2 separate regions of the Homo sapiens genome follow, and region 1 is linked to region 2. A link is an interaction called in ENCODE POLR2A ChIA-PET data of the cell type or tissue named here. Cell type or tissue: B cell. All regions are shown on one strand. Each heading gives the region's core, and the rest is flanking DNA. Links, peaks and the distances in the headings are about the cores only.

Region 1 (5,391 bases), core at 166-5,165, 58 kb before region 2:
AGTTTGTTGCACAGATTATTTCGTTACCCAGGTATTAAGCCTAGTACCCATTAGTTATTTTTCTTGGTCCTCTCCATCCTCCCACCCTCTATCCTCCAAAAGGCCACAGTGTGCGTTGTTCCCCTCTATGTGTCCATGTGCTCTCATCATTTAGCCACCCCCACACAAAAAATTTAAAAATCAGCTGGGCATCTGTAATACCAGCTACTCAGGAGCTGAAGTGGGAGGAATCACTTGAGCCCAGGAGTTTGATGCAGCACTGAGCCATAATCATGCCACTGCACTGAACTCCACTCCAGCCCAGGTGACAGAGCAAAACCTTGTTTCAAAAAAAAAAAAAAAAAAAGTAATTTCTAGTTTCCTAAGTAGAATCTCTACTTTCTGCCTAAGTATCAAGGTCTGTATAATTAAGATCTATCCAATGTTTCCTGCTTTTCTCCAAAGAAAACACTTCCATTCCAGTTAAATGGTCTCTTTTAAGACATTAACAACCACTAAGAACCTTTGAATACAGAAAATTATTCTCATTATTAGGTACTGTGTTGGGCAGATAACTGGTTCCCTATTCCATACTTATCTCTCCATTCAAAATGGACTAGCTGTGAGGAAATCTTTACTAGTATAGACCATGCCATTTCTTCAATCCTTTATCTTAGTCCACTGGAAATATCATCATGACTCCATCCCTTAAATCTCTGCTTTTACGTTTGCTGGCTGAAAGAAAAGCCACTTTGCCTAACCAGATACAGAAAGAGCCCTAATGGCTAGATGTAGAGCCAAAGAAAAGAGCTTCTAAAAAAAAAAATACAAAAATATTCTGAAGACAGAATCATTCAGTCCTTATCCTTTACACAACAACCATAGTTCCAAGTCTGGTGGTTTATATTCTGGGCTGTGGGCCTTTGATATACCAGAACTCTCCATTCTTATAATCTTCCAACAAAAAAAAAGTAGTTATATTGAAAGGTGAGACAAAATAAGTAAATTAAATGTCTTGCTTAATAATTCAACTTGAATATAATAAATCTGAGTAGATGGGAATCTTTAAATCTCTTAAGTTGGTTTTCTATGTTAGAATTTAATATATTTTAAGAAATATGGAAAAAATAAATTGTATATAAGTTAATGTTTTTTCCTTGTTAATGATTTACAGCTCTAATTTTATTTCCAATAACATTTTTTAGACATTTTCTTACATGTGCTCTATTATCAGTTCATCTGTAGTTTACATAAAGTTGTTATTGCATTTAACAAAATCATTTAGAAATTCTTTTTATTTATTTATTTCTGTCCTTACAATCTGTTCTCATTGAAATTCTAGTCATGTCTCCTAAACTACAGAATCATCCTCAGTACAATAAATCTACTGGTCAATTTCTACATTTTAAACTTACTATCAGTAAAATAAACAGCAGAAATTTATACAAGCACATCTAGTAGTGAACAGGTGTTCAACAAATGCCTACTGAATCTAAATTTACAGGATTTGAAATTCTAACACACTTAAGTGTTTCAGTGAACTGCAGCTCAACATGACCCGATAGTATTGATGAAAAAAAAAGCTAGTGCAATCAGACTGCACTATAGAACTTTATTCATAGATGCAGTGTGTTTTGTACCTATACTACATTAAGTATATTGCAATTAATTCTAAATACAATTATTTAAAAAGGAATACTAACAAAATGTAACAGATCCAAAGTAGGGTATCCAGAAAATATTGGTCTAGAAATTAATATGGTCTAGAAAAAATATGGTCTAGAAATTAATGCTATATGGCAACAGTGGAAGGACCTCAGAATGTACAGCTTAGAGAAAAGACATAAAAACAATTTTTAGACAGTAGATCTAGGGCCAGAGAACAAAGTTATAAACAGATCTTCAAATGATGTTTCATTCAACATTGTTTCATTTTTAATACTGAAGAGGAAAAATATAGAGATTTCTGTCTGGGGCCACAGTGTGTGGAGTTTCCACGTTCTCCCCATGTCTGCATGGGTTTTCTCCCACATCCCAAAGATGTGCATGTTATGTTAGTTAGCACATCTAAATTGTCTCAGTATGGCTGAGTGTCGGGGTAGGAGGACACCCTGTGATAGAATGGCATCCTATCCAGGGTTGGTTCCCACCTCGCATCCTGAGCTTCTAGGATAGGCTCCAGCCACCTGCAACCCCAAAGTGGAGTAAGTGGGTTGGAAAATGAATGAATGTAAATTACTGCAAAATAAAAACTTGTCAAATATACAATCATCATACAAATGCACAACAACAAATGATGTAGTATGAAAGTGCTCAGCAAGCATGCCATATTTGTTATTGCTTGTTTTTGAACAACATGGTAGTAGAAGGTGCTCCTTACAATTTCTGCTTTACAAACATTTATTCCTTATTTTAACTCACCACCACTATGACCATCATCGCTGACTCATCAAAAATTGGGTAAATGATGATCTTGTTTCTATTAAACTTTCTTAAATGTATGTTTAACTCACATTTATTTCACAATGTTTAATACCAGAAATGTGTTGGATCTTTATTTAGAAGGTGATGTTCTTTGTGACCAGAAATAGGCTATAGGAACTTAACTCTTGTTTATATCAATTAGCCTATGGTGAAACTGGTTTTATTCTATGTCATTTAGCTTAAAGCTGCAGTTTCCAAGAATCTATTCATTACTTTAAGTGAGGACTTACTGTACTAAGTTGAAACCTGCCCTCTGATGAGAAACTTATTTTATGTTAATTAACATAAATGTAATTTATAACGTAAAGGAAAACATTTGTTTACTATGATTCTAATTCTAATATTCTAGGGTCAAAATAAAATTAATAAAGTTCAATTTAAAATAAAATTGACTTAGAAAAATTTAGTGTACTTTACTTATTTTGTCTTGTTAAGGATTTGGAGGACAGATTGCCAGTTTTAAGTTCCGACTACAGGGCACCAAATACTAGAGGCATAAAGAAACAGCTGAACTAAGGATATAAAAACTAAAAGTAATAATTTAAAACTGAGGTGTACTGAATTTTAATTCAGATATTGTTTCCCTAAACACTTTATTTATTTTTTTGAGATGGAGTCTCGTGCTGTTGCCCAGGCTGGAGTGCAGTGGTGGGATCTCGGCTCACTGCAGCCTCCACCTCCCAGGTTCAAACTATTCTCTCACCTCAGCCTCCCAAGTAGCTGGGATTACAGGCACTTGCCACCATGACTGGCTAATTTCTGTATTTTTAGTAGAGACGAGGTTTCACCATGTTGGCCAGACTGGTCTTGAACTCCTGACCTGAAGTGATCCACCCGTCTCGACCTCCCAAAGTGCTGGGATTACAAGTGTGAGCCACCATGCCCAACTGTTTCCCTAAACATACTTTTTGAGATGGAGTCTCGCTCTTAGTTGCCTAGGCTGGAGTGCAGTGGCTTGATTTTGGCTCACTGCAACCTCTACCAGCATACATGCTATTCTCCTGCCTCAGCCTCCCCAGTAGCTGAGATTACAGGCACCCGCCACCATGCCTGGCTAATTTTTCTATTTTTAGTAGAGACTGGGTTTCACCATGTTGGCCAGGCTGGTCTTGAACTCCTGACCTCAAGTAATCCACCTGCCTCAGCCTCCCAAAGTGCTGGGATTACAGGCATGAGCCACCATATCTGGCCTCCCCAAAAATTTTAAACTGAGGTTCTGAAATTTGACCAGTGGTAGAGTACTTGAAAGGATGGCATTCTTAGTGGTAATACTGTTAAATGTATCAAAACTTCATTTTCATTAGCTACAAATAGTTTTACTATAAGAAACAGATTTTATAAGACATTTTAAAGTAACTTGTTTTTTTCTTTTTATTTTCTTTTTGAGATGGAGTCTTGCTCTGTCACCCAGGCTGGAGTGCAATGGTGCAATCTCAGCTCACTGCAACCTCTGCCTTCCAGGTTTAAGCAGTTCTCCTGCCTCAGCCTCCTGAGTAGCTGGGATTACAGGTGCACGCCACCATGCCTGGCTAATTTTTGTTATTTATTTATTTATTTATTTATTTATTTATTTATTTATTTATTTATTTTTGAGACAGAGTTTCACTCTTTCGCCCAGGCAGGAGTGCAGTGACGCGATCTCGGTTCACAGCAACCTCTGCCTTCTGGTTTCAAGCAATTCTCCTGCCTCAGCCTCCCAAGCAACTGGGACTACAGGTGCCGGCCACCATGCCCGGCTAATTTTTGTATTTTTAGTAGAGACAGGTTTTCACCATGTTGGACAGGCTGGTCTCGAACTCCTGACCTCATGATCTGCCCACCTCAGCCTCCCAAAGTGCTAGGATTACAGGCGGGAGTCACTGCACCCAGCCAAAGTAACTTGTTTTAATGGAAAAACAAGCATAAATTAATTTAGTGGATATAACAGGAAAAATGAAGCTTATAGTCTAGGCAAAAAGGTGTGATAATTGACAACATATATTTTAATTATGCATTCAATTTATTCCTCTTTTACATAGAGATTAAATTTAAAAACTCAAGTTTCAGACTAATAGGTAGTAGATTAGGGCAAAAGTACATAGAATAAGTCAGGGGATGTTACTTATTGCATTTATAACTTGAAATCCCCATGACAGCAGAGTTGATTATATCTGTACATTTATTTTCTATTTAAATCAGGCCCCATGCTGTTAAATTCTACCTTTTGTTTTCCTAAGAAAACAACCAAGTAACTTCATACTAAGAAATTCCCTATTATTCCTCTTTGAATCATCCATCTTGAAGGTAAGAAGTTGTTCAGGTTGAGGAAACAAGCCCAACCCCTTTTTATAATTTTGGCACTAAAAATCAAATTTTATGGTGCAATTTTATTAAGAGCGAAAACACAGCCATCGCTTAAGCATAAAAGCTCATATTTAACTCAATTATTTTGCTAAACATATATAAGACAAATATGGAAGAATGAGGACAAGGAACACCTGGCATTTTTATTAAATGTCTAATTCTCAAAAATAGCAATTATTTGAACAATGAAAAACAGCTGCAGCATATTGTGAACTTTCTCTATATTCATAAATTATAGAATACATAAGAGCCTAGATTTTATATATTTACTAAATTAATGGCACTTCATCATATCAATAGGTTTATAAGACATTCTCTTTACTACCAAATGCTGACAATAGCTGGTACCTTTATGAATTTTTTGGGTTATAACACTCTTTCACCACTAATCCAACTGCCAAAAGAGCAATTTATTTTTTCTCTTTTGGGGAATTCCTTTCTCCCAGAAACATTCCCATTTTTAAAACTATTCAAGATAATTAGAATTTCCTCATCAGTGACACAGGTATACAGCAATTTACACAAGAGTAAATTTCTATCACAATAATTAAAAATAAGAGAAACTTTGGCTATGTCTAGTGCATA
Region 2 (5,391 bases), core at 139-5,138:
CAAAGCCAGCATGACCCAAAACTATTATATCTAAATAAGTACCGTTCACGAATTAACGAAAAAGGCAAATATAGCATCTATGAGTCCATGTAGGGGAAAAAAAACTTCTTAGTAAAGAGCAGATGACTAAGTGATGAATCAAAATTAATAAGGAAGATATAGAGAAGCAAGGCATGTTGTAAGCTCTGGATTTTTAAGTACAGATCAAGATGAGATAACTAAAGAAATGAAAGTTACAAAACAAATAAACCTTAAAACTTGACTTTGTAAAAATAATAACATAACCAATAAATATATATTTTTCATAGCAGAGTCTGCTGGCATTTCTGAATTTGAAACATACGGATTAAAAAGTCTCTAAAGCCTTAATTTTTAAAATCTTGGGTATTTTAGGAACTAAGCTCTCTTGTGATGACGAAACATTTTCAAAAATTCAGCAGTTCCTTCCATTTCTCTTCCACCAAATTAGAATAATTTTAAATTTAATACTTTCCAATTTAAAAGTACTGTGATGTTCTCGGCTGGGCGCGGTGGGTCATGCCTGTAATCCCAGCACTTTGGGAGGCCGAGGTGGGCAGATCACGAGGTCAGGAGATTGAGACCATCCTGGCTAACACAGCGAAACCCCGTCTCTACTAAAAATACAAAAAAAAAAAAAATTAGCTGGGCTTGGTGACGGGCGCCTGTAGTCCCAGCTACTTGGGAGACTGAGGCAGGAGAATGGTGTGAACCCGGGAAGCAGGGAGCTTGCAGTGAGCCGAGACTGCGCCACTGCACTCCAGCTTGGGCAACAGAGCGAGACTCGTCTCAAAAAAAAAAAAAAAAAAAGTACTGTGATGTTCTCATCTTAAATAAAATGATCTTATCTGTATAAATGCATAGAAATATATCCTAAACTGATATTCATTTATTTTGATGGTAAAATCTAGGATCTGAGGAGATTTAAAAACTTTCCTGTAACTTTCTATATTGTTTGAATTATTTATAAATGAGCATGTATTTTTATAAAATCAATAGCCATTATCCATAAAATAGCATTATACACAACAATGTGAATATACTTAACACTACTGAACTGTACCCTTAAAAATGGTGAAGATGGTAAATTTATATTTACCATTTATAACTTTTGCCACAATTAAAAATAATAAATTTTAAAAATACTATTGTAAAATTTATAAAATAGCTAATGCACAATAGCTTTACAGATGAATTTACAGATTCTACCAACATTTGCCCGAACAACTTTTCCACCAAAATGTGAAACCTCAGATTATACCCTTGCATAATACTCTATATTTGCCTATACATTATTTTAGTAAGCAGAGATTATTCACTGGCAGATACTGTTATAACTATGCCAAATGAAAAGTTACTTATGAAAAGTAACTAATAAGTTATGTTACTTTATTAACTATCCTTGTGCTGTAAAGTTGTAAATATGTCATTTGATTTAAATATTCAGAAGAAAATCTTTTAGCTTTAATGATTTTTTTCCTGATTGTTAAAATAATATGTGCTCATTTTAGAAAATATACAAAGGTAAAAATGACCATAATCACAGAGTACATTTTGGTGTACTTTTTCCACCCTTTTCCTATGCATTTTACATATATATTATATATGCATTTCCTATGCATTTTTAAATAAATGAGAAAGTTTTATAAACTAAAAATCTTAGTGTATATTAAACATTAATATTTGTGTCATTAAGTATTTTTAATAGATACATATTTTGTTAGATTGATACACCATGGTTTATTAAACCACTCTCCCACTGCTGAATATTCAGATTGTTTCCTCTGTATAGATACTCTAGTGAATATGCATAAATCTGTGATTTCATATCTGATTATCTCCTTCAAATTGGTTCCTGTTAGTGCAACTACTGTGTCAAAGAATTGGACATTTTTAAGACCCCAGAAAGGTAATAGATAAGACTGAAAGTTTTTTTTTTCTTTTTTTTTTCTTTTGAGACCAAGTGTTGCTCTGTTGCCCAGGCTGCAGTGCAGTGGCACGATCTTGGCTCACTGCAACCTCCACCTCCCGGGTTCAAGTGATTCTCCTGCCTCAGCCTCCCGAGTAGCTGGGATTACAGGCACAGGCCACCCTGCCCGGCTAATTTTTATATTTTTTTTAGTACAGATGGAGTTTCACCATGTTGGCCAGGCTGGTCTCAAACTCCTGTCCTCGTGATCCGCCCGCCACGGCCTCTCAAAGTGCTGGGATTACAGGCGTGAGCCACCTCGCCCAGACAAGACTGAAAGTTTTATTGCACTCTTAGTGGCACTGGTTATCAGCACTTATTTTCAATCTTTGTCAATCTGACGGGGGAGGGGTCTCTTTCTGTAATTTAATTAGGCAAAGTTGAATTTTTACTCACATATTCATAGGAATAACTTTACTACCTTAAGGACTTGTAATTCTTTGTTTTTTTACTTAAGAAGATTGCATTTAGTTCTTAATGTATTTGTAGACAGAGCATTATTACTATTTTTTTTTTTTTTTTTTTTTTTTTGAGACGGAGTCTCGCTGTCGCCCAGGCTGGAGTGCAGTGGCGCAATCTCGGCTCACTGCAGGCTCCGCCCCCTGGGGTTCACGCCATTCTCCTGCCTCAGCCTCCCGAGTAGCTGGGACTACAGGCGCCCGCCACCTCGCCCGGCTAATTTTTTGTATTTTTAGTAGAGACGGGGTTTCACCGTGTTAGCCAGGATGGTCTCGATCTCCTGACCTCGTGATCCGCCCGCCTCGGCCTCCCAAAGTGCTGGGATTACAGGCGTGAGCCACCGCGCCCGGCCGCATTATTACTATTAGCTAGCAAGATCATATTTTCTTTTTTTAAGACCCTAAGCTATGTGATCCTGGTATCATATTTTCTGTATTGAATTTATTTCTCCATGTGCCAGTTTCACTACACTTTCCAAAGTGCTACTAAATGCTTAGTTTATAAGGTTTTAAAAAACTCACTGCATAATTACTTTAAAATAATTTCCTCAACCCTGCCTTCATTCAAAATGTCTGGAGACAGACTGGCCCACTTCCAATTTTCTTTCACGTTATCATTACTGTGAAGTCATTCTATAGATAGGAGAGCATTCTGGCATACAGAAAAACAGCATCTGTGAAACTATATGGCACAGTTTGGTTGGGGTTGTTGCTCCTTCAGAACCGCATTATGTAATTTTAGTGTTTACTTAAGCTCCTTTGGGCTGCCTCCGTGGTAGCTATGAGCTCACAGAGAAGTAAGTACAGTTTAGATCTGATAGCAAAGTCTATCAGTTTATCCTGAATGCTGCATCCTTTTTTTGTTGTTGTTGTTAAATCATTACTGTATGAGAAACTTTAAAAACAAAGGTATAGTTTCTTCATTTTATTTTTTAAAAAAGCTACTTCAAACATCATTAAGTAATACACCAAAAAATAAAGGGTTCATAAATATATATTTGCTCCTTATCTGGACGTACTTATTTAAAAACTCATATTCTACAGTATGAACTTACAGTGTGATTTTGACTCAACATAAATATAAATATGCAAAATTACCAAAATTAGAGGGATTAGCCTTTAGGAAAGTACAAATTATTAAAATGGCCTAAGCACTATTTCTATTTCTAAGTCATAGAGGAAGCACATTTAATATTTCTTAAAAAAAACAAAAAACACCAAAGATGTATAAGTTAATATCAGCTTAGGGAGAATTTTACAAGATACTAGGTTATAAGAAAAGATTATTTAACCTTGATTATTCAATGAAAAGTAGTATTTTCAGTTTTTTAGAGCGATAACTCTTGAGTCTCTCTACCAAACAAATAATTATATATGCTGGTTTAAAATAAAAATAAATCAGTCTGCATTATAAAGGTGGGAGAAGTATCCATTTTTTTATTGTAATAATCAAGTGTTACGTCGCCTTCATAGGAAACATGCATACTCTTATAAAATACTTAAAAGCCTCAACTGTTCCTTTAGAATTACTGATTTTGATGAATAAACAAGCCCCAATAAAGTCAATATCGTAACATCTAAAAGCATATTGTCCCTTTTGGGAAATGTCATTTTGTTTTAATTATTATTATAAAATTACTTACTGGAATATTCTCCATAGCATTTTGCTTTTTAATTTTGAGAAGGACATTATGCCATTGATTGCCAGCGATCCTATGAGGTCCAAAGTTGGGATAACTCATGGAGGGCAAAGAAAAAAGTTTTCATCACCGTGGAGGTACAGCTACTGTGAATGTCCTACCTAGTTTGGGAGAGAAGGGTATGTGTGCACAGGAGGCCTGACCTGGAGGGAATGGACACAGGGAGAAGAAAGGTGCAGGAAGATTATGAGACAGACTGCCTACTCAAGTTGGCTCAGGATTAGCTTTGCTGGAACATTTAAATGTTTGGGTTTTTATATTTCATTCTAATATAAAAAAGAGGGTATTTATTAGGTTTCTTATGTTTAAACTTTTCTAATGTACAAATGTACTGTTTATAAATCTATTTATCAGAAGTTACATGTGGTGATTTTAAACATGTTGCAAATTGACACTCCTACCATTAAAAGGTGGAGTCTAATTCCCCTCCCCAGAACACATATGGCCTTAGTAATTTGCTTTTAACAAACGGAAGTGATGGATATGATGCTGCATGGCTTCTAAGACTAGGTTATAAAAAATGATACAGTTTTACCAGGTGTGATGGCTCACGCCTGTAATCCAAACACTTTGGGAGGCCGAGGCGGGCGGATCACAAGGTCAGGAGATCGAGACCATCCTGGCTAACACGGTGAAACCCCCTCTCTATTAAAAATACAAAAATCAGCCAGGCGTGGTGGCACGTGCTTGTAGTCCCAGCTGCTCAGGATGCTGAGGCAGGAGAATCACTTGAACCTAGGAGGCATAGGTTGCAGTGAACTGAGATCGCGCCACTGCACTCCAGCCTGGGTGACAGAGTGAGACTCTGTGATACAGTTTCCATCTGGCTCTCAGTCTTAGGACCTGTGGAACTAGCCACCCTGTTGTGAGGCAGCCAGACCACATGGAGAGGCCATGTGTAGGTGTTCTGGCTGATAGCCCCAGCCATCAGTCAGTATTAACCACTAGACAAGCAAGTGGACAAGCCTTCAGATGATGCCAGCTCCAGCCTTTGAGCTGCCCCAGCTGTCATCCAGTGGATTAGAAACAAGTTTTCTCTACTAGGCAAGGTAATGTTGTTTTAAGCCACTAAATTTTGGGGTGGTTTCTGTACTTAAGTCACTGCTTCCAATAAATCCCTAGTCAGGTTAACTGTAACGGGTTAACCTGTTGGAAGGAAGGAAATGGAAGAGGCAAAGGAAAACCCTTTCCTTCCACGCTTCCTTATTTCCTTAGCCAGACTGTGAGTTTAGCACCTTCTGCTACT

The links. ChIA-PET counts read pairs that join two places held together with the same protein. Peaks named below come from ENCODE experiments on the same cell type or tissue, not always from the same donor. Only the 100,000 strongest peaks of a DNase experiment are listed, where the experiment ranks them.
Region 1: POLR2A ChIA-PET joins it to region 2 with 7 read pairs; 17 of 35 experiments call an interaction of 5 or more read pairs at or near these places.

What each region holds. Positions count from the first base shown.
Region 1 is chr13:50,058,491-50,063,881 of GRCh38, forward strand. The region is part of intron 5 of DLEU2 (deleted in lymphocytic leukemia 2); the gene reads right to left. Among named protein-coding and RNA genes, the nearest start is that of MIR15A, 12 kb to the left of the region's middle. In B cell, for the core only: no CTCF peak of the experiment used is centred there; no DNase peak of the experiment used is centred there.
Region 2 is chr13:50,116,652-50,122,042 of GRCh38, forward strand. All of the region lies in intron 1 of DLEU2 (deleted in lymphocytic leukemia 2), which reads right to left. All of the region lies in intron 2 of DLEU1 (deleted in lymphocytic leukemia 1), which reads left to right. Among named protein-coding and RNA genes, the nearest start is that of DLEU2, 6.2 kb to the right of the region's middle. RefSeq lists an enhancer at 5,169-5,391. In B cell, for the core only: no CTCF peak of the experiment used is centred there; no DNase peak of the experiment used is centred there; H3K27ac peaks cover 1,254 bases.